Regions from separate parts of the Homo sapiens genome. Here region 2 is linked to region 1. Evidence: chromatin contacts called from ENCODE Hi-C or POLR2A ChIA-PET data. All regions are on one chromosome and are shown on one strand. The core of a region is the stretch at or near the end of the contact, and the rest is flanking DNA. Distances in the headings are between cores, read along the strand shown. Region 1 has its middle 15 kb from the start of LINC02181. Region 2 has its middle 41 kb from the start of LINC02181.

Region 1 (6,972 bases), core at 3,181-5,680:
ACTGAAACAAGGGCAGTGCTGGCAGAGAACAGGGATCCATGAAAATATGTAGAACAGAACAGATGATTGTCTAGACAGTCAGATGCAAATCCAGAATTGCCATCTCAGGGGCTTTCTAGAGGATATTTTTTGTTTGTTAATTTAGGCTTCTTTTGCTTCAATCTAGATGCTAGACTTGGGGGTTTTATTATCTCATCAGTTGATCCAGAAGCCCTTGGAGAAGCTGCCACTCTCGCATCAGAGCACCAGCCTCCAATAATAAGACCCACGGCACGTTATGGGCATGGTAAAGGTTAGTGGACCCTGGAGCAAGGCTGACCACGTGAGGTTCTAGCTCTGGACATGCACCAGCTCTGTGACTGTGGCCAAGTCACTCCACCTGCCTGACCCTTGTGTTCCTTCTGTGTAAAGAGCAGTGGGGGGGCACCGACAGCACCTCCTCAACCGCCGCAAAGATTTAGACTATCATCGGCGTTAGCAGGCACGGAACATGTGTGATGTGTTTTGTTACTATTATTCATTGGAGCTGCTGGGAACCTTTGCTCAGATGCTCCACACACAGTGTCTGGCACAGCACAAGCACTCGGAGAGGGAGTGCTGTTATGTTCATTACAGGTGCATCGTGGCCCTTGCTATTTGGATGGATTTGCTGAGTTTGGGCAGTGTATAGATGGGGATATGGGTACAATGACCCTTTTTTCAGCATTCTTATTATCAGGAATTCCTCCATGAAGGCAGAACCCAGCCTGGCTTTCCGGAGCAGCATCCCTTGGATAGCAAAGAACAAGCCACTCTTCTAGACAAACCAGTGAGGTACCAGGTACCCAGACACACACTTATCTCAGGCTCTCTCCTGTCCTGAGTACAAGAGGAAGAGCCTGGCCAATTCTGTCCCCTGCAACTCAGCCAGCAGGGCCGGGGCAGCTAACCCATTTGAATGATGCTCTCCAGGACCCAGGAGGCTGAACAGGCTCTCAGGACAGGGGCATCAGCCTGGCCTCCAAAAAGCCACATTCCCACAGGCACTGCTGGGAGCAGGGCCAGTGAGATGGGCCAGGGGCTGAGGGGCCAGGCCAGGTCTGCACAGGAAGTCCGCGGGGTGTCCGTGTGCTCACCCCCCCTCAGGATCACAGGAGCTGGGATCAGCTGGTGTGCTGGAGCCATGGGTCCTCAATCTGTCATGACACCCCAGGAAAAAATACAGCTCAAATACTGTTTTTTCATCCCTTTTATTATCCTAACGAGACTTAACCTGGAAGCATCATTGGCACCAAATGGCAAGCTGCAGTCAGCAGCATGTACAGGGATGCAGCCGTGCGGCAGGCTCTGCGTGGATATGGGAGCGGTCACTGCAGAGCCAGAGGTCAGCAAGGCCCAGGCCTTGGCAGCGTGGGACAACCGGGACTGGCATAAAGGAGGCCAAGGGGCAGCATCCTCCCTGACAGCTTTATGGCCTGGCACCCAATCCTATAAAAACTGCCAGAGTAATGAGGTCCAGAGGCCTCCCTAGCACATGATGTCACCGTGGTGGGCGGGGCTGCCCACCTTGGAACCCAGAACCTGGAAATCAGCTGTTTCCAGCTGCATGGGGCTGTCACCCTCAGGCTGGTCCTAAGGCTGGAGCCTAGGGTGCCTGTGAAACCCACACGCTTCTTTCCCACACTATGCCATTCACAGACACCACCTACCCTCCACCATGAGGGAATGATGTCTCTGGATATTGCCCTGCTTGCGATATTGGATTAAAGGGCAAAGGCTCCTGGAAGTGACAGTTGAGTGTCACTGCCCATTGACACCTTGGTGTTTGGGGAGTCCTGCCACTTTCCAGTATCACCTGGGCCAGGACATAAATATTAAAAGGGCTTGGCCACCAGGGCTCTCTTCCCCACATGCAGGGCTGGCTTCTCAAGTGTACAGAGGACCTCGTCCTCGGTCTAACCCTCTGCTGTTGCCAACGTGAGATTCTTCATGACTTTCTGGGCCGCCCCCACCCCCAGTGATGCAGCCGGTCCCACCCACGCCCCGCAGGACCTGCCTGGCTCGTCGCCAACTCCTCCCGCATGCCCTGCTTCCAGATAGTCTCTTATGGAATCCTCAAACAACCCCAGGATGTGGGGAACGGTGTGGAGGCCCGTTGTGTAATGTGGAAGCCGGGATACATGAGTAGCGTGTAATTCCCTAAGACCACACCCCTGGCAAGCAGCAGCCCCGCACGGGCACCCAGGTAGCCTCTCCAACCCCAGCCCTGGTTCCTCCTCCACATCCTGCTTTCCCACATGTTGGAGAGGCCTCAGGGAAGAGCTGGGGCAGCCAGGCTTGCTGGGCAAGGCCTCGTTGGGGAAGGGGAAGGCCCAGATCATTATTCCAGAAGAGAAATTCCAGGTGAGGCCCCAGTGGAGAGCATTAGAGGGGCAGGAGGCTACGGTAGAGAGGGGTGCTGTGACGTCCCATGGCTCTGTGAGCACCGGGTGGGTTCCTGGGGACCCTCCTAATTCCACTTCTCCTTCCTGAAGACACGGCCTAGGAGGGTTGGGTCCCACAGCATCACAAAGGCATCCGAGAGCCTCTGACGTCAGAAGAGGGGGCTCTCATATGAATGAAGAAGCAGGGAGAGGCCTGGCGCAGTGGCTCATGCCTATAATCCCAGCACTCTGGGAGTCAGAGGTGGGCGGATCACTTGAGGTCAGGAGTCCGAGACCAGCCTGGCCAACATGGTAAAACCCCGACTCTACTAAAAAAACAAAAACAAAAATTAGCCAGACATGGTGGTGTGTGCCTGTAATCCCAGCTACTCAGAGGCAGGAGAACTGCTTAAACCCGGGAGGAGAAGGTTGCAGTGAGCTGAGATCATGCCACTGCACTCCAGCCTGGGTGACAGAGTGAGACTCTGTCTCAAAAAAAAAAAAAAAAAAAAAAGCAGCAGCAGGAGCTCTCAGGACCACAGAAATGGGGTCTGCTCCTCCCCAGTCAGTGTGAGCACCATGATGGGGTGAGCCCCTCCGAAGTCCACCCAGCCTGCACAGGGTGGCATCAGAAACGGCCAGGAAGCCCTGAGAAAGTGGGTCTTGGGCAGGAACAGGCAGAGCCATCAACAAAAGCAAAGGGAACCCAGGAGGGGGCGTCCAGAGAAGCGAAAGCCCCAGGAAAACACCTAACAGGTGTCTTGTCAGGACACGTGCAGAGGACAGATGCTGGCACCAGCCTTGGTGAAGACGCTGTGTTGGGAAGCAGCAGAAATCTCAGCTAAAATTGGTTCAGGCCAAAAGGAGATGCACCAACCCACCATCTGGATGCCCCAGGACAGGCCACGTTAGGGACGGTGACGGAGGCTCATCAACACCTCGGGACTCTGGGTCTTCCCATCTCTCTGCTCTGCCTGGGGCACTTCAGCCTCCTGCTCCGCCTGGCAGCAAGCCAGCTGTGTACTTGCTGCCTCCATCCAGACAGGCAGAGGCCAGGGACAGAAGGGAGACCATGTACCCAGGATTCCTCCATGCAAGAAAGAAACCTTTCCCCAGAAAGCCCCCATCTCCCCTGGGACCTGGGAGGCTGAGCTGGCTCCAGGGCTGGAGGAATCACACCCGGGCTCCCTGGGTGCCATGTCCCGCACGCAGCAGCAGGCCGAATGGCCCCTAAGACAGGCGAGGTGTGAGCGGAGCATTCACAGCCTCCCCATGAGCCTCTCCAACCCACGAGCTTCCCCAACCCACGAGCTTCCCCAAACCACGAGCTTCCCCAACCCACGAGCTTCCCCAAACCACGAGCTTCCCCAAACCACGAGCTTCCCCAAACCACACCATTCCTCACATCGACATGAACTCTGTAAAAAGACCAGGGCCATGAACGTGCCTCTGAGCCCTGGTGCTGTCACAGACGGGCCCTGTGACTGGTTAGTCCCACAAACCTCGCCCGGGCTTCCCATGGCTTTTTGGAAAAATATCACAGTTCATATTGTGACCTAGAAGGTTATCAGACGAGAGCATTTGCCCAGCATAACTGAAGCCAGACTGGGCTGAACTAAGTGATAAAACAACCTCAGAGCATGTTGTTTGGCACCAGGGAGTAGGGTTGGAGCCCAGATCATGCCAAGAGCTGGTGCAGCGGAGATTCCTGCCCACCGCCTCCAGCCCCAGCATCCAAGTGCACTGCGTTACAGCCAGGATTCAGCTGCACCCACAGGCACCACGGGAGCAGCGGCTCCAACAAAGTGCTGGTGGAATTTGTTTTTTTCACATAAGGGTCTGAGCTGTGCTCTCTGAAATCACCAGGATTTTCCTCTCTTGTTAATGGTTGTGTCCACCCACACAATAGCGATTCGGTACCGTGTCTCCACCCAGCTACTGCAAGAAGGCTTCTCTTACTTCAAGACACACGCAGCCTGTTACACACACATCAGCCGTCAAAAAGCCTGGGAAAAGCATTCCGTGTTCTGTAGCTTGCCTAGTTAAACACTCTCACTGTGGAAGGGAGGGGGAAACGAGGGTGGAAAACAATCAGCCGTGTCAGCCTCCCTCTCCACGTGCCGGCTACAGAGGGCTTCCTTCTGTTCCTCTGAAGGGGAACAAGCTCTTCACAGAGGCTGTTCCCTCTGCCAGGACACTTCCTCTCCTATCTCCTAGCTAACTCCTTCACTGCCCTCAGACCCCAGCTCAGTCACTCGGCCACCCCACCTGGCCACCTCAGAATTTTTTTATAATCCCTTCCTGTGATCGTTTGACTGACGGCTGCCTCCCTCGAAAGATGTTATGTGTCCCAAGGTGGAATGTCAGCTCGTTTCCTGTTAGGTGCCAGCACCTACTCCAGGGCTGACCCCTCTGGCTGAAGAGCTGAGTAAATGTATCACCCTCCTGAGTCTCCAGGTCCCCTGCACGTGGACACGACTCAGAGCCGTCACAAGAAAGCAAATGAAGATCTTAGGCCAGGTGCAGTGGCTCATGCTTGTAATCCTAGCACTTTGGGAGGCCAAGGCAGGTGGATCTCTAGGGCCCAGGAGTTCGAGACCAGCCTGGGCAACCCCGTTTCTACTAAAAATACAAAAAATCAGCTGGGCGTGGTGGTGTGTGCCTATAATCCCAGCTACTCGGGAGGCTGAGACAGGAGAATCACTTGAATCCAGGAGATAGAGGTTGAAGTGAGCAGAGATCATACCACTGCACCCCAGCCTGGGTGACAGAGAGAGAGAGAGAGAGACTGTCTCAAAAAACAAACAAACAAAGCAAATGAAGATCGTACCAGGGGCTGACACCAGAGATGCCTGACTAAGTGGCAGGCACCATCCCCTGTTTTAATTTGCTTAATCCGCCCAGCAGCCTTTTTCTTTCTAAGGCAGGTTTTGCTCTTATTCCCATTTCACAGAAGAGGAGACGGGGCAGAACTGAGTCAGCTGAGGAGGCAGGCTGGGACTGAACGCAGCTCTGGAGCTGGCACACTTGGGGTTCCGGCAGTTCCCTTTCTGCACTTTCTGGCCAGCGAATGGGGAAACCTGGGCCGTCTCCACGGGCCACAGACCTGCTGAGGGAGCTCACAGTGCAGAGGGTCCAGGGTCCCTCCTGTTCTTGTCCCCAAGCCTCTTCTGGGAGCCCCTCCCAGTTGGACCCGAACTGTGGCTCACGTAAGGAAGCCATGTGTTCCTGCCCGCCCAACCCCCCAGAAGAAGTGCTTTCTGCACAAGGTCCCCGAGGCCCCACAAGCCCAGAGATCCATGATTCCATGCAGTCAGTGCCTCCGGGCTCAGGGCCTCTGGAATATGGCCGTGTGGCCGGTCCCCTGCAATGGCTCCTGGAGACCCACAGCCAGGTGACACATGGCTGTCCGCTCCTGAACCACAAGCCAGAACACAGGCAGGTGTGTGCTCTGAGAGGTGAGGATGGGGCCTAGGCCTGGAGCAGCCTGCAGAGGATGTCAAGGAAATGCTAAAACATGCCCCAGAGAAAAATCTGCCTGAAGTAACTCAGTCAACTTCTGTATTATCCTTTTTTTTTTTTTTTTTTTTTTTTTTTACCAAAAAGCCCCCACCCAAAACTACGTTGTTATAACGAAAGGGATATGCATTCATTCATGCAGGAAGAGGAGGAGAATATACCAAGTACAAAAGAACAGGCTTATCCACATCCTGCCGCCAGCACTCACAGGCAGGGAACCTCCCGGTTCTCGGTGTCAAGCCTCCCTCCTGGAGGAGAAACCCACGCTGGTGTCATCACAGGTTCAGTGCGCCTCCCTCTACGACCTCCACAGGAACAGAAGGGGCTGCTTTCGCCATCCCTCCCACAGGGACGGGGTGTGCATGGTGCGGGGAGGTGGTGCCGAATACCTTGCACAAACGACACCTGTTCCTCGACGCTAAAGTTTCCTGAGGCCTCCCCTGTGTCGGATGCCGCGGGTCCCCAGGGAACACGGCGTGGACTCAGGCTTGGCTTCTGTCTCCCATCTCCTACCCATCTCCCCAGCTTCTCATCATCCAGGGTACGCACAGGAGACAGTTGTCTTGTTTGTAACAAACATTTTTCCAGCACTCTCCACATGCTAGGCCTTGCTCTAAGCACTTTACAAAGGCTAACTTGGTGAATCACAACCTTACAAGGTACGTACTCTTATCACATTTTACAGATGAGGAAATTGAAGCCCAGAGAGACCAAGCCACTTGCCCAAGGTCACACAGCAAATGAGTAGCAAAGACTGGATTCAAACCCAGCCATTTGGGCTCCAGAGCCCGTGCTAATGGTCTCAGAAACACAAGCTGCCCCACCATGAGTGTGAGGGACACAGTGAACCCACTTTGCCAGGGGAAATGGAGACGGGAGCTGCCGCATGGGACGGAAGGCACTGCTAACGTACTTTATTTGTTTTTTAAGGCCAGCCAGACGAATGAGGTACAAGGCAGTAGCTATGCACCTGGCTATACCTGAGAATCGCCTGGGGCGCCCTGAAAACTGCTGCCCAGAATTTGATTCCCTTAGTGTGGGCTGGAGCCCA
Region 2 (6,972 bases), core at 2,643-5,142, 56 kb after region 1:
CCCCTATCAAATGTGTACTTCAATATATATCTCCTAAAAACAGGGGCATTCTCTGAAAGAACTACAACTGTGAAATTTAGGAACATTATCACTAATAATCTGCTATGCTTTCATACACAGCTCATATTCAGTTTTCCCCAGTCGTCTCAACTGTCCTTCACAGCAACATTTTCCAGTGGGGGAGAATGTGCTGCCTTTAATCGTCTCATCGCTTTAATCTCCTTTAATCTGAGACATTCCTCAGTCCTTTGCTGTTCCTCACATCACTGGCATTTTTGGAGTCACTTACTTTATAAAGTTTCCCTAATTTGGGTTATTCTGCTGTGTCCTTGTGATGAGACTCTGGCTATGATTTGCAGCAGGAACACCCCAGAAGTGGAGGCATTCCCTTCTCAGTGCCCCATATCAGAGGCACACGATGCCATTTGTTCCATTAACAGTGATGTGGATTTTGATCACTTAGCTATGGTGTGGGGTCCCCCACGGTTCTTATCTTTCCTTAGTAATTCATCATTAATCTGCAGGGACATACACAGAGAGGTGTAACTGCCCGGTTCCCAATACATTTTCACCCATGGTTTTAGCATCCATCTACAATTTCTATCTGCATCAACTTAGTGTTTTCTCCAAATACACTCATTTTTTGCTTAATTATCTTAAATGGTAATGACATACCCCACTATAAATGAATCGCTAGTATCATTTTTTCCTAAAAAGAAGATAAGCATACAAATAAATATAATGAAAAATGTTAGCTATAATTGCCTTCTCATGACTCTGAGCTGAGGCTTGCTTGCTCTCTATTAAACATGAGAAATTTTCATGCCTTTGAGAGTGGTTATGGCTTCACGAGCACCTTGCAGGGACCTTCTCCATGTTACCTTTGTAACTAACCCCTGAAAATGGGCGCTTCGGAGCCCCAGTGGGTAAATGTGAGGACTGAGAACTCTGCCCTCCAATCCCAAAGACACCGCTGAGGGGCATTTCCCTCAGTGAATAGCGATGCCCAATCGTGCAGCGGCAAGAGGGGGTTATTCAGCAGGAACACCCAGGAGGGAGTTTGTGAGAATGGGTTTGTGCCAAACTCCCTGCTTAAGTTCCATCAACTTCAAAATCCCTTTTTCTTCCAAATTGGGCAACCCTGAGACACAGCTTCATAATCCAATCCGTTCTTGCTGCATAACATATGTTAGGAGGCCTTGATTCCAGCTGATGCCAGCTACAGGGCAAACACACCGAACTTCTGTAGCCCGTGCCAGCTTCAGTTTGGATGAAAGCTGGGCTTGATTTTCATTTTTATCAACTATTTTACTCCTCAGCATAACCTAGACCCTGTAACTTGTCTATTTTCCATCTTCAGTGGCTTCATGCGCATAAACATGATAACCCCGGCGTCTGGGGCGTGAGACAGCTGTTGTGTTTTGCTCCCAAGACAGTCTGAGGGGAAGACCTGGAAACTCCCAGACACTCCAGGGCAGGGCCAGGGCATAGGCAGGCAGTGGGTACCAGCCCCACGGCATAGGCAGGCGGTGGGTACCAGCCCACGGCATAGGCAGGCAGGAGGTACCAGCCCCACTCTGCCTTTTGCTCACCGTGTGTGCTTGGTAGACATTTGTTGAATTTTATACTTCAAAGTAATTGAAGTTTACATAAGTATCTACAATCTTCTATCTGCAATAACAATCCTTGAAACAGTTCTTAAAATTTTGAGATCATTATAGATTCACATGCAGTTGTAACAAATAATATAGAGAGGTCCCATGTACCCTTCACCCAGTTCACCCCTATGGTAACATCTCACAAAACTATATAGTACAATGTCACACCCAGGATATTGATTCTCGCGTGTGTGTCAGGGGGGGCGGGGGGGGGTGTACGCGCGTGCATGAGCTATTTTCAGTGAGGAGAAATTCACATAACATAAAATTAACCATTTTAAAGTGAACAATTCAGCCTGGGCGTGGTGGCTCACACCTGTAATCCCAGCACTTTGGGTGGCTGTGTGGATGACCTCAGGTCAAGGAGTTCGAGACCAGCCGATGCAACATGATGAAACCCTGTCTCTACTAAAAATACAAAAATTAGCCAGGCATGATGGTGCACACTTGTAATCCCAGCTACTCGGGAGGCTGAGGCAGGAGAATCACTTGAACCCAGGAGGCAGAGGTTGCAATGAGCCCAGATCGCACCACTGCTCTCCAGCCTGGGTGACAGAGTAAGACTCTGTCTAAAATAATAACAATCATAATAATTATAAGGAAGTGAACAATTCAATGTCACTTTGTTCATTCACATTGTTGTACAACCCCCATCTCTGTCTAGTTCTAAAGCATTTGAATCACCTCAAGAAGAAACCACCATTAAGCAAAAGCTTCCTATTTCCTCCGCCATTGGCAACCAGCAGCCTATGTTCTGTGTCTGTAGATTTGCCCCTTCTAAACATTCCCTTTAAACAGCACCAGGTGGTGGGTGGCTATGTGCATCTGGCTGCTTTCGCTCAGCGTGTTTGTGGGGCTCATCCCTGTTGCAGCAAGTGCCTCTGCTTCATTCCTTTTCGTGGCAGAATAATATTCCATCATGCACACAGATGCAATGACACTCTGACTTTTGTTACATACTTTTCTCTCAGTCGGGTTAGTACTGGGATCTACACCAGCAACAGCTGCATGACCTTGGGCCAATAACTTCCCTGGAGAGAGTCCAGCATTATTTCACCCAACAGATGCTTATTCAGCACCTGCCATGTGTCAGGTGCTAATCTTGGGGCTGAGAATACAGCAGGTGCACCCGATAAAGTCCTGGACCTGTAGGGCTTGCCAACTAGTGGGGGCAGGGGAGATCAGGAAAAACAAACAATATTGGTGATGTCACCTCATGGTGTGGTTTTTAAAATCAGAGGAGGGCTGGAGACTGCAGAGCACTGGGGGTGCCGCTTTGCATGGGCAGGGAGGGCCACGGTCCTAAAGCGCCCAGAGCAAATATCCCGAGGAAGGGAGAAAGTTCCAAGACACCTGGGAGAAAGGCATCCAGGCAGAGGGAATGGCACGTGCAAAAGGCCAGGGAGGGGACTCGCACGTTGGGTGTGAGGAAGGAGCCCAGAGTGGCTGGAGTTGGGCCGGGGGCTCTAGACGGGAAGTCCTAGGAGGTAAAAGTAGGATAGGGGAGCCCAGATCATGGCCAGGGTCTGTGTGTCCCACTGTGTAGTAAAGACCAAGCCATTCGGAGGGAGAGAGACCTGGATTCCAGAAGAAGACAGACCTGGGTTCTAGGTGGAGACAGGTCTAGATTCCAACCCCAGCTCCATATTTGAGCTGGGTTCTGAAGCATGAGTAGGAACCAGTCAGGTGCGTGCTCCGGGCAGAAGGAACCGCCTGTGCAAAGGCCTGGGTGTGGATTGCTCAGGAAAATTGCAAATGATTCCATGTGGCCGGTATTCAGAGTTACATGCTGAGGGCATTCATAAATTAAGCAGGACCCAGATTAGAAAGGGCCTTGGTTAGGCTGTGTCCCCATCCCACATGGTAACAAGCATTTCAAGTATGTTATTAACTGGTAAGAAGGGACAAACTCAAGAAATCCTCAAAGCATTACCTCCCTGTAGTGTCTGGAGGAAAAACTGCCATCATAAAGCTAATGGGGGAGTTCAACCCCTCCCTCAGACCCAAAGGAGGAGGGCTGACAGCTTGTAAAATCCCCAGCACAAAGGATTAATGGGCCAAGGAGTGACCTCTGCTACTGAAGCCTTTTGTTTTCCTGATGGTCACTGCCCCCTCCCTCCAGGGCTACAAACAGCATTTGCTGGGAGCTTTTCATGTCCTCACACCTGTTTTTTGCATTTGCTCTTCCAGCGCTGCTCCCCAACCTTCTCTCCAGCACAGCGCAGTGATAGCGGGTCCCCTTCCCTTCAGCTGCCAGTCATGGATCCGTGCCATGGGAAGCACAGCAGGAGAAGGAGGTAGCTTGGGTAGTAAAGCTCTCACCTTTTCCTAGCGCTGTGTTCTTTACCATTTGCGGGCACCTGAATAATGGCCCCTAAGATGTCTAGGTCCTAAGCACTGGCCCCAGGCAAGAAAGCACACTGGGAGGTGGGTAGGAAAGACAACTGGAGAAGCCTGAACCTACTCTTAGATTTTTAAGAGCAAAACATGTGCAGCTGTGGGTGCTTGAACAATTAGTAGAAATCCATTCCTTGCAACATGGCTCATGTTGAATAAACACAATGCCAGGAAAGGAATCCACCACACACAGGCTCCAGAGCATGTCTGCAGCCCACCTCCCCAACCCCCATTCTCTCTGAGATGACCCCTGGCTGCCACCGAATGCTGCACACTGCAAAGGAAGAAGCCAGTTTGAGAACCACCGTTCTAGAACACAGCAATGATTGCATTTGAGAGCCTAAAGGGGTGCATTGTGGAGGACAAGCAGGACGGCAAGAAGGGTGAATTCCAATTCCAGCATGCAGAGAGCGCTCACGCTAGAGCACAGTGAAGGGAGCCCAGAGACATGGTGTGTTCCAATCACAGAGAGACTAGAGAACTTTCCTTTCCGAGTTCACGTGTATTTATTCTTTCAGATTTATTTAGCACTTAGAAGGAAAAGCATTTATTAAGGAGATACTCATCATGTGGCAACCTCTTACAATGTCCTCGATTTCACTGCATGGTCACAGCAGTGTGCTAAATGGGTGTTGTTAAGGGAAGGATTAGCCCCATGTCACACTTAGGTGAGGACTCTCAGGCTTGCAGAGCTAAAAGCCAAGTTACTCAACCATTAGGTGGTGGAGTAGGTGGTGGAGACTCAGCCTAGCGTTTCTGACCCTGCAGGGCTCACACACCACGACGGGGGGCAGGCGGGGCTGCAAGACCCATTGACGGGCAGAGGTGGCCCAGCAGGAAGAGGGGAACCCTGCAGTGCAGCGGTCCATGTTTATTAGTGACTGGGGTCTTGTTTTTGTTTATTCATTTGTGAATGCGCCTCCCCTCCTAGTAAACAAGCCTCTGCAGAGGTGGTGATTTTTCCTACACAAGTGTACACAGAGCATTTTGTATGCATCATATGCCTCAGCAAAACTCTGCCAGGGAGAGCCACAGGCCTTGGGGGTGGCTCCAGACATCCCCCTTCCTCACCTGCTCCAGAGCCTCGGGAGTCCTCTGGGGTTCAGCCTAGCGTTACCTCCACCTTAACAGTCAGAACAGATTGCACAGTCTCTGCTGACCTGGCCCACATCCACCAAAATGGCTGGGCTCTCAGGCACTTTGCACATGCCTGTACTTGGGGCAGGGGGTGTTTAAGGTAGATCTGGCAGATGCGCCAACACTTGCCCTCACCACTTCCCTTGGGGCTCAAGCAGGGAGCATGGCATACAGTGAATGCAACTCCACCCTGGTAGCTGGTGCCACAAACTTTCAAGTCAGATAGACTTGAATTCAAGTCTCAGCTCTGCCACTCACTAGCTGTGTGACCTTAGACAAGTTATCTATCCTCTCGGAGCCTTTCAGTGTTACAGGAGCAACCACAAAGGTTTCCTAGACAGATTAAGTGGAATAAGACATGGAAAAAGGTTTGGGAGAGTAACTAAGACATAGTAAGTCCTCAATCAATGGCAACTACTATGACAGCTGTCATAACCATAGCGAGAGAAAGTTGCACTGAAAAGGAACTGTTATGCTTCAGTCATAATTGTATATACATACACATTGTACCTATGTATTCATACGTACATTGTATCATTAAATCCAAGCTATACATTGTATATATGTTCAGATATACATTGTATCACTGAAACCCCCAGCTACCTAGGACCTAGGAAGTAGTTTTCACATATATATACATTGTATACCTATTTCATATGTACATTGTATCACTGAACCCCCCAGCTACCCTACGATCTAGGAAGTAGTTTTCATATATATACATTGTATAGCTATCTCATTTGTACATTGTATTACTGAACACCCTCCCTTCCCCCCAGCTATTGTATGAGCTAGGAAGTGCATTTTCCTAGATCCCATCTTATAGATAAGGAAATGGAGGCTCAGAGAGATTAAGCAATTTCCACAAAGTGAAATACTAGGACTCAAATACAGAAGCATCTTCAAAAGCCCTGCTCTCTCCCACCCCCCACCCCCACTCCCATAGCTGACCACCTTCACTCCATCCTCCAGACACCCCCACGCCACCTCTAGAAGAGGCAGTCAGGGCACCTAAAATATGGCCCCCATCCAATCAGCCATCAGCAAAAGGCACTGGGAAACTGTCAGCTGTTATTAACTTTTGAAGGGATCCTGGGGCCTTTTCAAATTCTTCTGAAAGATATGGACTCTCAGCCCAGAAACGCTCACTCAAAGTTGCATTACATTCTGTAGAAACCCATCCACATGTCCCTGGGGCCCTTGAAGTCATGACGTTCCATTTCATTCCTCATAAAGCAAACACACAAAAATCTATTGGATTGAAATCTCATGGTGACTCATTCATTCATTCAACAAATCCGAAGGAGAAAAAACTGTATTTGAAAGAAACTTTGTGAACTCTGCAGAATTAGCAGCACCACTAGTCTCCTAGGCCAGTGAGTTAGAAAACAAAGAAGAAAGGAAAGTGGATTGAGAAGGCGGCATTGATAGATGGAGTGGTTATAATCAATGTCAGTTCCTCCAACTGGAGTACTGACTAATTGGAAAAGGAATTAAAATTTAGGTACAATTCCTGGAAACCCTTAAAAACAAGATATTTGCTGATAAAGTAGAATGAACAGGCCAACTTTTGATTATTTGCACTCATGGAAAGGGACGGGTGTGACCCCCAGATCACTGAAGGACCATATTTGGCCTTGAGATCCTACTCAAATGAAAGTAATATAGCCAGTATACTGGCAAATGGTTTTTTCCTTCTGTTTTCCTTTTGTTTTTGAGCGTAACAAAAGTTAACAAATCCACAAGGCATTGGAAGCTTCTTCCTGTTTCCTTAGGCGAA

What was found. A loop is a pair of places that touch in the nucleus more often than their neighbours do. ChIA-PET counts read pairs that join two places held with the same protein, here RNA polymerase II (POLR2A). Pooled maps may share reads with other maps.
Region 2: a map of posterior vena cava shows a loop between it and region 1 (12-fold over the local background). The contact joins two enhancer-like sites. A Hi-C loop is called at or near these places in 1 of 168 maps with a recorded cell type or tissue (posterior vena cava) and 1 of 50 pooled maps. POLR2A ChIA-PET finds 5 or more read pairs at or near these places in 1 of 52 experiments (H1).

The regions. Positions count from the first base shown.
Region 1 is chr16:87,039,370-87,046,341 of GRCh38, forward strand. No RefSeq gene overlaps it. Among named protein-coding and RNA genes, the nearest start is that of LINC02181, 15 kb to the right of the region's middle. Within about 2 kb of position 4,431, at least 5 of the 41 ENCODE cell types and tissues checked have a DNase peak (open chromatin) inside an H3K27ac peak, as active enhancers do.
Region 2 is chr16:87,095,724-87,102,695 of GRCh38, forward strand. No RefSeq gene overlaps it. Among named protein-coding and RNA genes, the nearest start is that of LINC02181, 41 kb to the left of the region's middle. RefSeq lists an enhancer at 3,280-3,995. Within about 2 kb of position 3,893, at least 2 of the 41 ENCODE cell types and tissues checked have a DNase peak (open chromatin) inside an H3K27ac peak, as active enhancers do.